3 separate regions of the Homo sapiens genome follow, and all the other regions are linked to region 1. Evidence: chromatin contacts called from ENCODE Hi-C or POLR2A ChIA-PET data. All regions are on one chromosome and are shown on one strand. The core of a region is the stretch at or near the end of the contact, and the rest is flanking DNA. Distances in the headings are between cores, read along the strand shown. Region 1 holds the start of ETV6 (ETS variant transcription factor 6). Region 2 has its middle 17 kb from the start of EMP1. Region 3 holds the start of MAGOHB (mago homolog B, exon junction complex subunit).

Evidence for each region. A loop is a pair of places that touch in the nucleus more often than their neighbours do. ChIA-PET counts read pairs that join two places held with the same protein, here RNA polymerase II (POLR2A). Pooled maps may share reads with other maps.
Region 2: a map of tibial artery shows a loop between it and region 1 (19-fold over the local background). The contact joins the enhancer-like site here to the promoter of ETV6 in region 1. A Hi-C loop is called at or near these places in 1 of 168 maps with a recorded cell type or tissue (tibial artery). POLR2A ChIA-PET finds 5 or more read pairs at or near these places in 1 of 52 experiments (activated CD4-positive, alpha-beta T cell).
Region 3: a map of naive thymus-derived CD4-positive, alpha-beta T cell shows a loop between it and region 1 (9-fold over the local background). The contact joins the promoter of MAGOHB here to the promoter of ETV6 in region 1. A Hi-C loop is called at or near these places in 1 of 168 maps with a recorded cell type or tissue (naive thymus-derived CD4-positive, alpha-beta T cell) and 8 of 50 pooled maps. POLR2A ChIA-PET finds 5 or more read pairs at or near these places in 2 of 52 experiments (BJ and activated naive CD8-positive, alpha-beta T cell).

Annotation. Positions count from the first base shown.
Region 1 is chr12:11,647,163-11,651,365 of GRCh38, reverse strand. It overlaps ETV6 (ETS variant transcription factor 6), which reads right to left and starts at 1,692. Exons shown (of 8, transcript NM_001987.5): 1 at 1,206-1,692. The coding sequence starts at 1,238. RefSeq lists silencers at 1,340-1,499, 1,510-1,559, 1,770-1,979, 2,270-2,509 and an enhancer at 2,690-2,789.
Region 2 is chr12:13,177,977-13,182,179 of GRCh38, reverse strand. No RefSeq gene overlaps it. Among named protein-coding and RNA genes, the nearest start is that of EMP1, 17 kb to the left of the region's middle. Within about 2 kb of position 2,344, at least 20 of the 41 ENCODE cell types and tissues checked have a DNase peak (open chromatin) inside an H3K27ac peak, as active enhancers do.
Region 3 is chr12:10,611,595-10,615,797 of GRCh38, reverse strand. MAGOHB (mago homolog B, exon junction complex subunit) reads left to right here and starts at 2,189. Exons shown (of 5, transcript NM_018048.5): 1 at 2,189-2,359. The coding sequence starts at 2,266. RefSeq lists enhancers at 1,375-2,252, 2,069-2,468, 2,253-3,132.

The sequences.
Region 1 (4,203 bases), core at 443-2,942:
TGCGTTTCCCCTACACAGACTCTAATTGAAAGGCAGTGTTAAACCAGGAAGGGTTTTTCTAACTCCCCACAGACGAAGAAAACAGGTTATTTGTTCATTGTTGCTGTAGTGTCCATTCAGTGAACACACATTAAATAGGCCAAACCAAAAACAAACTTCAGCAGCTTCAGCCTCTCACAAGAGCGGAAGGCTTTCTACCTGGGTACTGGTGGAACAGCGAAATGAATAAAGTGTACAATAAATGCAGCGATGGGAAAAATAACACGGGTAGATGGATAAATCATCCTGCCTCCCAATGGTGGCAAACTTTACAACAACTTTTTAGAAGCAACAAACCGCAGCACCACAGTCTTTACAGATATATAGACATGCATACACACAACTACTGGGTAGCCCAGCAGTGTGTTTACAAACATCTACCGCCCTGCATTTACAGAGTGCTGCTTAGATAGCCTCTCTGCACTGTCAAACACAGAAGGTCATTTTGCCTGGTTGCTTAGTTCTTCCTCTCCCTCCATCACAGGAGTTTTCTACTTTGGGATTGCTCAACTTTCATATGGATCGGAGTAAAATAACTATTCAGCAACTTTATTCACCTTGGTTTTAAAAAAAAATTCATTGTGCAATGCCTAGGAAAAGCTGACACCAGGACTGTCTCTCCGACAGCGCTTGCAATTACAATCAGACGAGGGGGAAAAAAATCCTGTCTGATCAGACCCAGAGAGTCCTTTAAAAAAATAAAAAGATTCTATCGCAGTGGAAACTGAACAACTTTTTTTCTAAGACGACCACCCCTCGGGAACAAAAGTTATATTTCAGTCACATGTTGGGTGTAGGAATAGGGAGCAGGTTTTTTTTTTTTGTTTTTTGTTTTTTTTTTTTTTAAGCGCACTAATTACGGGGGTGTTTTACGGTTCTGGAGACAATCCGGGTTGCTCTGACCAATTGTGACCGGCATTTCATTGTCAAAAAGCAAGGGGGTGGGGGCCGAGGAGCCGGCAGGGGCTCGGCGGTGGGGGGGAGTAGCAAGGTTACGCTAAAGGGTACAGCAGCCACCGCGAGCTGCATCTCTTTCCCTCTCGCCCCAAATAATTTCCTGCGAACAGAGCAACTGCAACAGCCTGCTCTGAGGAGCCCAGCACGACTGCCCTGGCCGGTGCAGCTCAGGGTTTCCACCACGTAGAAGGAGGGGAGAAGATTTTTACCTTAATGCTACACTGAGCAGGAGTCTCAGACATGTCTCACAGCGAGAGAGATCAGGAAGTTCTCAGGTTTTTTCCACTTTCCTTTCCTCTCCCCAACCCAGAAAGGCTCCACGGCCAGCCAGACGCGGTCATTTAAGAAGTTTCTTCCAGCATCTCTCCCGGCAGCCGCCCCGGGGGTCTGGAGCGCGCGGGGCGGGGCGGGGCGGCCGGCGGAGTTGGGCGCGCGGGGCGGCGGGGGCGTGGGAGACGGGCCCGAGCGCGGCGGCGGGGTCTGCAGGTCGCGGCGCGGCGCGGGGACCCGGGACGCAGCCCGGCCGGCCTCCCGGTCTCTCCTCCCACCCGCAGCCGGCGCCCCCGCCCCCCGCCCTCCCGCGGCTCTCCCTCGCTCTCTCGAATGTTTTCCTTCCTGGAAGAGAGAAACTGAAAGGCAGAACTGAGAAAGCTCTTTGCTCATTGATCTTGAGAGTTTCAGTGCAGAAACTGACGTGAATTCCCAGCACTGAGCTCTGCCTCTTAAAGGAGCCACCAGGAAATAAAAGCTCGGGTTACAGCCCGGCATCGGGGAAATAAAAGCTGCGCGGGGGAGGGGCGGCCGCGGGGGCGCGGGCGGAGGAAACCCGGGTAGCGGGGCCGCGTGGGGCCGCGGCTGCGAGCGGGGCGAGCGGCGCAGCCCCCCAGGCCGGCCCCCGGTGCGGGCGCCCGCCCTCCACGCCGCGAGACCTCCCGCTGGCCGAGCCAATTTCCGGGCTTAAGGAAGACACCTTTAAAAAACGTTACATTGTGGCCCCAGACACCACAAAACAGGTTTTATTAAACTCCTCCCACCTCCCCTGGCTCCGTCTCTTGGATACATCGATGTGCACAAGGGTTTTGAAACGTTTCACTAAGCGCAGATGCAACGAAAGTAATTATCTATGAAGGGCCATTCCGGTTAGGACGCGGAATCCGAAGGAGGAAATAAAACAATAGCCTTTGTTCTGCTTCTCGACCGCTGCCTCTTTAAGAGAATCCACCAGGAAATGGGAGATCGGGTTACAGCCTGCACACGGGGAAATGTGGGGAGAGCGGGCGCCCGAGCGCGACGCCGGAGACAAAGCCGGGGCGGCCGCGCCGCAGACGCTGGGGGACCGTCGGGCGGGGGGATTCCCGGGGAAGGTGGGCGCCCCGGAAAGAGGTGGCGCCACGCGCCCGCTCGGGGATGCGGCGGCCGCGGGCGCTTCCCGAGCCGAGCACGCGCTCCGGGAAGGGAAGGCTGCAGGGCAGTTATCAAAGGCAGCTGAGTTCCTTTTCCTGACCTCCCCCTCCTGTTTCGAAATCCACTGCCCTTTTAAAGAAATAGCGGCCGCTACCAACCGAAATAGGTGACTCGACTACAAAGTTGGCAGGACGTGTTCCTGCAGATAATACCCCTCCCCAGGACCGCTTCTCTGAAACCGTCATTGGCCGGTTGATTGGATGGCCCTGGGATCCTGCAGGGGGAGGAATATTTGGTTGGAAAAGCAGTTGAGGGGGGTTAAGGCCGTTGGGGCTGAAGGGTCTAGCCCTGAGCACAAGTGATCTGATCACTCTATTATTTTTATTATTATTTACACTCTCTTAAAGTGTCCACCACAAAAAACTGAGAACATTATCATTATACTTAAATTCTAACCTTGTTAGCACATATTGGGGGTTTAATATGTGGATGTGTAATGTAAAAGGAAATTTGTTATAATTTCTTAATAGAGTAATATATTAAATATGGTATAAATATGTATATACGCATATATACCCATATATGTTACCTGCACTGGACCAGGACACATTTCCCCGAGTCTCCCCACCCTACAGATTTTTCCTACCCACTTTCCTTCACCTCTTCACATTATCAAATGTGTTGAGACTTGTACACACAATATTTTTGTTCACACATTGATCAGATCATTACGAACGAGGCTAGGGTGGGAAAGAGTGCTGTTGCTGGGATGATGGGAACTGGTGGTTGTGAGCCTCCAGGAACCTGAACAGGTTTTGTCAACTGGTAGTCCTGCCCTCTCTCCAAGAGATCTCTGTCTTGTCCACACCGACTCCTCTGCCTTTGACCACCCCCTTCTCCCCTTTAACAATTTTCTGTATTCTTTTGCTTTTTTTTTTTTTTTTTTAAGACGGAGTCTGCTATGTCGCCCAGGCTGGAGTGCAGTGGTACGATATCGGCTCACTGGAAGCTCCGCCTCCCGGGTTCACGTCATTCTCCTGCTTCAGCCTCCCGAGTAGCTGGGACTACAGGTGCCCGCCACCGCGCCCGGCTAATCTTTTTTGTATTTTTAGTAGAGACGGGGTTTCACCGTGGTCTCAATCTCCTGACCTCGTGATCCACCCACTTCGGCCTCCCAAATTGCTGGGATTACAGGCGTGAGCCACCGCGCCCGGCCTCTTTTGCTTTTCTTAATTGATGTTGCAGACATTGGTTTAGATGTCCCATTGCTAGGTTATGTCTTCCACATCACTTAGCAATGTGATCCCTGACAACACAGTCACTAAGCTTCTGTAAAATGGGGAGAAATAGTACCTAGCTCATAAGATTATCTTATTAAATAAGAAAATATATACAAATGCCTCCTTAGCAGAGAGCTGCACAATATATGTGCTCAATTCAAGTTGGCTACAATTATTATTTAACCCCAGGACTAAATTAGTTCTCGACTTTTCTTCCTAACTCCTCCTCAACGTCTACAAGTGATTCATAGAAGTAGTAGTTTGAAGTAGAATGTTTGTGGTTCCAAAGCAAAAAACATAGTTGACAACTGTAGCAAAAACTACATTTAGACCAGGGGTTGCCAATCTCTGTAAAGGGCCCAGCTGTAAATGCCTTAGTCTTTGTGGGCCAAGAGACAAAATTGAGAATGTCAGGTAGATACTTATATAACACGAAGAAAAAAAAGTCCACAGTTTTTTATTTTGTCAATTCAAAGTGTAATAATAGCAATTTTAATACAGGTATAATAATGAAAGGCATGGA
Region 2 (4,203 bases), core at 1,095-3,594, 1.5 Mb before region 1:
TCCTTTTCCAGCCTGAACCATGCAGTTTCAGTACTTGTATCTTTCGTGTTTCGACTCAAATGTCACTGTCTCAGGAAGAACTTTTCCAGTCACCTATCCTAAAATTGCAACCCTTCCCCAACACTTCCTATCCCCCTTTGCCACTTTATTTTTCTGCTTACCTGTTATCCATTATCCAGCATTAGCCAGCATATGGCATATACCCCACTTATTATTCCACCTGCTCCCCCAACTAGAGCATGAGCTCCTGACAGCAGGCATTTCTTTATGCTATTTCACAGCTGCCCTCCCCGGAGCAGTGTCTGGTAGGCACTCAGGACTTCCTGGCTGAATGCTTTGCATGTCTTGTCTCCAGTTTGCTTCAGCTGAGTTCATTCTCTCTCCTTAACTATAAAGTCCTCAAAGATGGCAAACAGCTCTTATATCTCTTCTGTATCCCCACAACACTTCAGGAGGTGCTAGGCACACAGAACTTATTTTTAAAACTCTTGCCCAATGAGTGGCAAGGCTGGGTGCAGTGGCTCATGCCTGTAATTCCAGCACTTTGGGAGGCTTACTTGAGGCCAGGAGTTAAACACCAGCCTCGGCAACATAGCAAGACCCTATCTCTAGAAAAAAAAATTTAATAGCTGGGTGTGCTGACTCATGCCTGTAGTCCCAGCTACTTGGGAGGCTGAGGTGGAAGGATCACTTGAGCCCAAGAGTCCGAGGCTGTAGTGAGCCATGAGTACATCACTGCACTCAAGCCTGGATGACAGGGTGAGACCCTGTCTCAAAAAAAAAAAAAAAAGCAAATTAAAAATTAAGGACCATAAACCTATTTAGAGGGATGTGGATCTTTTCATCACTGTGAATTTACCTCTGCTTTGGAGGATTTTAATCTGCATGGCAGGGGGTGGAGCAAGGTTCTTCATTGTAAAAACTGATCTCTCTTTTATTCAACATGATTAACTGTTGGAGACCCTCAAGTACTGTTGCGGGAAGTCTGGGACCCCAAACGGAGGGACCAGCTGAAGCCATGGCAGAAGAACGTGGATTGTGAAGATTTCATGGACATTTACTAGTTCCCCAAATTAATACTTTTGTAATTTCTTATGCCTGTCTTTACTGCAATCTCTAAACATAAATTGTAAAGATTTCATGGACACTTATCACTTCCCCAGTCAATACCCTTGTGATTTCCTACACCTGTCTTTACTTTAATCTGTTAATCCTGTCAGCTGAGGAGGAAGTATATCGCCTCAGGACCCTGTAATATTTGCATTAACTGCACAAATTGTACAGCATGTGTGTTTGAGCAATATGAAATGTGGGCACCTTGAAAAAAGAACAGGATAACAGCAATTGTTCAGGGAATAAGAGAGATAACCTTAAACTCTGATCGCCGGTGAGCCAGGCAGAACAGAGCCATATTTCTCTTCTTTCAAAAGCAAATGGGAGAAATATCGCTGAATTCTTTTTCTCAGCATGGAACATCCCTGAGAAAGAGAACACGCACCCGGAGGTATAGGCTTATAAACAGCCCCCCCAGGTGTGCCTGTCTCTTATGGTCAAGACTGCAGAGGTGAAATAGACTCCAGTCTCCCATAGCGCTCCCAGGCTTATTAGGAAGAGGAAATTCCCGCCTAATAAATTTTGGTCAGACCGGTTGATCTCAAAACCCTGTCTCCTGATAAGATGTTATCGATGACAATGGTGCCCAAAACTTCATTAGCAATTTTAATTTAGGCCCGGTCCTGTGGTCCTGTGATCTCGCCCTGCCTCCACTTGCCGTGTGATATTCTATTACCTTGTAAAGTACTTGATGTCTGTGACCCACACCTATTAGCATACTCCCTCCCCTTTTGAAAATCCGTAATAAAAACTTGCTGGTTTTTGTGGCTTGTGGGGCATCACGGAACCTACAGACATGTGATGTCTCCCCCAGACGCCTGGCTTTAAAATTTCTCTCTTTTGTACTCTGTCCCTTTATTTCTCAAGCTGGCCAATGCTTAGGGAAAATAGAAAAGAACCTACATGAATATCAGGGCAGGTTCCCCGATAAAGTACCTTCTCAAACTATCTTTGTCTTCACATAGCCTTAGAAGCCCACTGGGTCCCTTCTGTACCTGTCACTGTGACAGCTCCCTATGCTGAGTGGAACTGAGCATACTCTACAAATTCTTATGCCTGCCAGGGCCAGCTGAGGATGCACACTACCCAGACCACTGCAGGAATGACTAGCTCAGATAGCAGACAGGCTCCGCCCCCAGCCTTGCCTTCCCAAGCCAGGGCGGGTGTGTGCCACCTGCACTGCTCACAGGCTGGGCCACGGAGAGATCTTGCATTTCCACCAGCTGCCTCACCCACAGTGTGCACGAGTGTGGTAAGCTGGCTCTGCCTAACACGCCGCCCTCCTGAGCTGGGCTGGCTCCTCAGGGATACCCCGTTTTGAAATCCTGGGGCAGGGACCAGCTCGACCCTAAGAGAATTCCCAAGGCGCCAACTCAGAGGATTAGCTCCCTCTCTGCCACCACCCAAATCAGGCCACAAGTTGCAGCGGTTAGACAATGAAATCATCTTTTCTTCTGGTTTTGGTGGTTACTATTTTTAACTGCATTGAATGCCCAGGAAGAACCTGAGGAGAAGGTAACCAGAGCAGCAAAGACCCATTTCCTGGCTCAGGAGCCCACAGCCCTGGGAGTGTTTCCTGTTTGCCAGAGGAGAGCTGTGTTTGTGTGTTGTGGGGAAAGCTGTTATTCCCTTACAGTTTTAAGGTTTTGCAACACTTTAAGGAAAAAAAAAAAAAGAAATCTTCAGGCTCAGCCCTCGTAGCAATTATTTTTTCTGCTGGGGTGAGGGGGGTTAGTGAGCAGGAGAGAGCAAAAGGAGGAAGAACAGAATGGAAAAGAAGCAAGTGTTAGTGGAACAGGATGTACTTAAAATTCCCCCTGTCTGTTATCCATCCCAAAACTGGCCTCTCCATGGGTGTAGGAGGCTACTGCGACTTCATACATATTTATAGCATTTGGCAGCTCCGTGGAGCACATCGCTTTAACAATGTATTTTAAATGAAGCTAAATGAAACGCGTTCCCAGTTCCTGGGAAAGGATCTTTTTTTTTTTTTTTTTTTTTGATAAACTGTGCTGTGGAGATGCTGCTGGCTGAAGTGTCATGGATAATCACAGTGTGGAGGCTGACGCGAGTCTGGGTAGAAGCCAGATGACCCAGACCAGAATGGGACATCCTGGGAAAGATACAGTCTAGCCTGACCGCTCCCAGATCTCAGAGCCCCAGGGAGCAGGGTGTAGCTCTGAGATCCCACCAGTCTTCTGCCCCACCATGTTTTCCAGTGGCTTTTGGAGAACCTGATCCTTTCCATCCGTAGTAGCCCCAATGCAAAGTAACTTACTACCTCCCAAAGGTCTCCAGGGATCAAGGGTCAGAGCTTATCAGGGGTCAAGTTTTCTGGAATCAGAATGCAAAAGTCAAAAGCCTGAAACCAGTGCTCTGCTTGACACACCGTATTAGTTAATTAAGCTTCTGTGTCTGAAACCTAAAACATATTTATGTTATTTTCCAAATAAAATATAGACCTAATTGAATTTCATTGGCCCACCTGGAAGTCTATAGATACAACTTCTTCACTGGCCCCTCTGTGCTTTGGTTTTCCCATTTGTAAAATAATGATATTAGACTAAGGGCTCTTCCAGCTCAAAAATTCCAAGAGGCAAAAAACACATGTAATATCTCTCCTCCAATTCCATCACCATTTCTTTGCTGAGCCCTGGCTAATAGTTCCTCTGCCCTATGTCCTGTCTTAGGGTCTTTTTCTCCATTCCAAATGTCTCAACACAGGTTCAGTTTTTATGCTTCTCAATGCTAGATTATTAGAGCTGTCCTCTTGCAGATTTCTTTGGTTTCAATTGTTTTTTATGCTAATTGATACCAAATGCAGCTGCTCAGACCAACTAGGTTCAAAGCCCATTTCATATCTGGCTCAGAACCTGTGCATAGCTCCTGATATCTCCACCCGCACTCTCCCCCACCTCGTCAGCACCTGCTGCAGCACAATACAGCCCTGTGGCTCCAATCATGTTCGTTCTTTATCCAGTCATTAATACACCTGAAGACTCTTGCCCTTTGCCTGGACAATATGTTACCACGTGGCTTCCCCTTCTCTCTGAACCAGGCTTTGTTCATGGCTTCTTCCAACCTCAGCCT
Region 3 (4,203 bases), core at 940-3,439, 1.0 Mb after region 1:
TCAGTTTGCCTGGGTGTTTCCAGGTATGGAAAGTCCCATTTCCCAGGAAACTCCACAGTCCTGGTCAAACTGGAACGGCTAGTCACCCTAGTGGTAAAACATGGTGCTTCCTGTTTCTTACGTACTTTCCAAAATGGTGGCCCATTGTAGGGACTGATTCATTTTTCTATATTAATAGTTATATAACTACTAATATGGACTCAAGGAAACGTGGCCCAATTTGCCTTTTTAGTCATTCTACTTGAACCTTATGCTCTAGCTATACCGAATTTCTTAGTGTTCCCCAAACATGAATTTTCACACCACTGTCTTTGCTCGGGTCATTTTCTGCCTGGAATGCTTTTTCATCCCACTGAACATACACAGAACTTACTTCTCAAGGTCCAATTCAAACACTTCCGTTGACAAGCCTTTTCCAATACTCTTTTTTCAAATTTCCCTACTCTGCAATAGAATGCTCTTGCTTCCTCTGCTGTACTACCGGCATGTTTTACACACTTTTTTTTTTTTAGACGAAGTTTCGCTCTTGTCACCCAGGCTGGAGTGCAACTGCGCGATCTCCGCCTCTCGGGTTCAAGCGATTCTCCTGCCTCAGCCTCCTGAGTAGCTAGGATTACAGGCACGTGCCACCAAACCTGGCTAATTTTTGTATTTTTAGTAAAGACAAGGTTTTGCCATGTTGGCCAGGCTGGTCTTGAACTCCTGACCTCGGGTGATTTGCCCCCTTTGGCCTCCCAAAGTGCTGGGATTACAGGCATGAGCCACTGCGCCCGGCCACATATAGGCTTTCTTTTCTTTTTCTTTTTTTTTTTTTTTTTTTTTTGAGACAGAGTTTCGCTCTTGTTGCCCAGGCTGGAATGCAGTGGCACGATCTCAGCTCACTGAAACCTCTGCCTCCAGGGTTCAAGCAATTCTCCTGCCTCAGCCTCCCGCGTATCTGGTATTACAGGCACGCGCCACCACGCCCAGCTAATTTTTTTGTATTTTTAATAGAGACGGGGTTTCACCATGCTGGCCAGGATGGCACATATATTCTTAATTATAGCAATTGCTCCCTTGTGCTGGTATTCGCCTTACGTGTTTGCTTTCTTTTCTAGACTACCAGATCAAATGGCTTATTTCTAGTTTCAAACTGTCACATAGGAAATGTTTGTTAAAACTAATGTTTTATAAAATTTAAAGCTTATTTTACATATTATCTCATTAGATCTCTCAAGAATTCTGTGAGCTTGGCAATGTAGATTGCTGTATATGCATTAGGCTGATGAACAAACAGGCTTAGAGATAGTCACTTGCCCGAGGTTAGTTAGCTGTTAAGTGTTGGGATTGAATCCCAGGTCTTCTCTCCACCACTTTCTACTAAAAATCACTGAAGGTTGTCAACCGACAGATAGGATTACTCTGTGTGTTGATAACAAAAGGGTGATCAATAATATCTGAAAAGGAAACTTTGTGTAAAAGTCTTTCCCTTACCTTAAAAACTACGCCACACTGGAGCATTCTTTCATTCCCCCAATTTAATTCTATCTGGCGAGAAACAATAATGGGCTAAACCATTATTGTATCGTAAGTCAAATTGCCAAAACTTCACAGGCTACTAAAAGTTAACCCTTATTGAATGAATTAAGAACCTTAGAAGTTCTGCTGTTAAAAAAAGCACGGTGACTGTCAGGGTTTTTCAGGTGTGGGGGGTGTGAGGGTTTTAAGAGTTGGATTCCTTTGACTTTGTCTCTATTATTATAGGCTTAGAGGTCCCGGGTAACTACCAATCGCTATCCAAAGGGAAAGCACCCTGTTAGAAATTAAGTAAGAAAAATAGTTTATATTCCCGGTCTGCCATTTCGATTCTAAGCTTTATCTTTATTTAGCTCACAGTTAAAGGGGGCATAGAGCCACACCCACCTCACAAACGCCGCAAGGATTGGGAGACCAGAAAAGTAAAAGTGACTTGCAAACCTTTAGCTCTAAGTCCATAAAAAAGACTATCATATGCTCACATTTCTAATCTTTGCTAGTATAATGTAATCTTTATTTTGAAAACAATGTGCCTCCATTCCTAGTAAAGCGAAAGTCACGGCGCTGCGACCCTCCCTTCAGCGCCTCCGGACTCTCACGCGATACTCGGCTTTCACGCTTTAGTCTAGGGCTGCACTGCAGGAGGAAGAGAAGCGCCTGTGGTGACGCACTTATTCCGCGCGATGACGTCACTGCAAGGCGCCGGGGGACACGTTGGCTGCGTTTTCGGCGGGCTTCCCGGGTACAAAAATGGCTGTGGCTAGCGATTTCTACCTGCGCTACTACGTAGGGCACAAGGGCAAGTTTGGGCACGAGTTTCTGGAGTTCGAATTTCGGCCGGACGGTGAGAAGAGGCCCACGGCACGCGGTGCTGGGAAAGGGGAGCGAGACCGAGAGGCCGGGTGGTGTGGAGGGTACAGGCGGCGGAGGCCACTGCTTCCCTCGAAGGAAATAGGAGCTTAAGAATAGAGGAGGCATAAGTTGGTTTTATAAATGAAAGAGAATTAATTGCAATAAATTAAAGCTAATCCTGTCACAAACTGAAAAGTTGAACCTACAGTAATCAGAATTCTGTAACAGTGCACCAGAAGGGACTCTAGATCGTCGCCCTGATTGAAAATGCTAGCACTTTTTTGAAAACACCCCCACCAGCGGGTGGTCCAGTGGATGAATAAAATCTTGTGGTGACCAGTACCTTTTTTTCATTTAGGCTGTGTGTTTTCTTTGAAGGGGAGGAGCCCAACGTGTTAACAAATGAGAATAATAATATGTTTTAGGTGTTTACGTGTAATTGTTCACCATAGGACGCATGAAGAGTACCAAGCAAGAGGGGAGAGGTAAAGTTCCACAGGAGGGAGTCAGGAAGATCTTCTTAGAGGACGGCACTCTTGAGATGAGTCTCGAAATGAGAGACTTGGCCTTTGAGAGAAAAAAACAGACTTCCAGAGCAGTATGAGCAGAGGATGAGGTGAAACTGCTACCCAAGTAGTGTGCAACAGTGTGTTTTCTGACAGCGCTATCCTTAGAGAATGTTACATTGATCTTGCCTACCTGCAACAAGAAAGTTCATTTGGATATATATTTTTTGGGTTTTTTTGAATGCACGTTTTGTGCTGGACAACAAGCAAATACAAAATTTTAAGGTACAGTAATGAGTAAGACAAATTTAACTAAAGCAGATTTGTCTTGGTGGGAGGCACAGACATTTAACTATAAAGCAGTATGCATATTAAGTCCTATAAGCAGGCTTTGGACAATGTTCTGTGAGAGCAAGAATAAAAAATTAGAGAAGGAACGTATATTAGGAAAGGAGAAGAGTATCAAGCATTTCAGGCAGAACTCACGTTAACTACAGTCCTGCAATTATTATTATTATTATTATTTTGAAACAAGGTCTCACTCTGTCACCCAGATCTGAGTGCAGTGGCACGATCTCAGCTCACTGCAACCTCCCCCTCCCTAGTGCAAGTGATCCCTCACCTCAGCCTGCCGAGGTGCTGGGAATACAGGCCCACGCCACCTCACCCAGCTAATTATGTTATGTTATGTTATGTTATGTTATGTTATGTTATGTTATGTTATGTTATGTTATTTTTTGTAGAGATGGGTTTCCCCATGTTGCCCAGGCTGGCTTCAAACCCCTGAGGTCAAGGGATCCACCAGCGTCAGCCACCCACAGTCCTGGGATTACAAGCATGAGCCACCGGGCCAGCCCTGCAATTATTTAGAAACCTTAATCACTGTATTTAACCTTACCGTCCCCATAAATTCAGCTAAATTTACCTGAATTCATCTATTCTTTATGTAGTATTATTTTCAGTTCCTCTGCCTGCGAACACCATCAAGCTTGTCCCTATCACTTTTAGCAGGTCACATGAATTAAGTACCTGAATATTATCAGGGAAGTTTTATGCTAGAACAGTGGTTCTAATCAATGTATCTGCCACTACACTGTTACACATACTTCCATTGGTGATATTGAGCCTCCCGAAGACGCGTTTCTTTTCTTTTTTTTTTTTTTTTTTTTTTTTTTTTGAGACAGAGTCTTGCTCTGTCGTCCAGGCTGCAGTGCAGTGGTGCGATCTCGGCTCACTGCAACCTCCGCCTCGTGGATTGAAGCGATTCTCCTGCCTCATCCTCCCGAGTAGCTGGGATTGCAGGCATGGGCCACCATGCCTGGCTATTTTT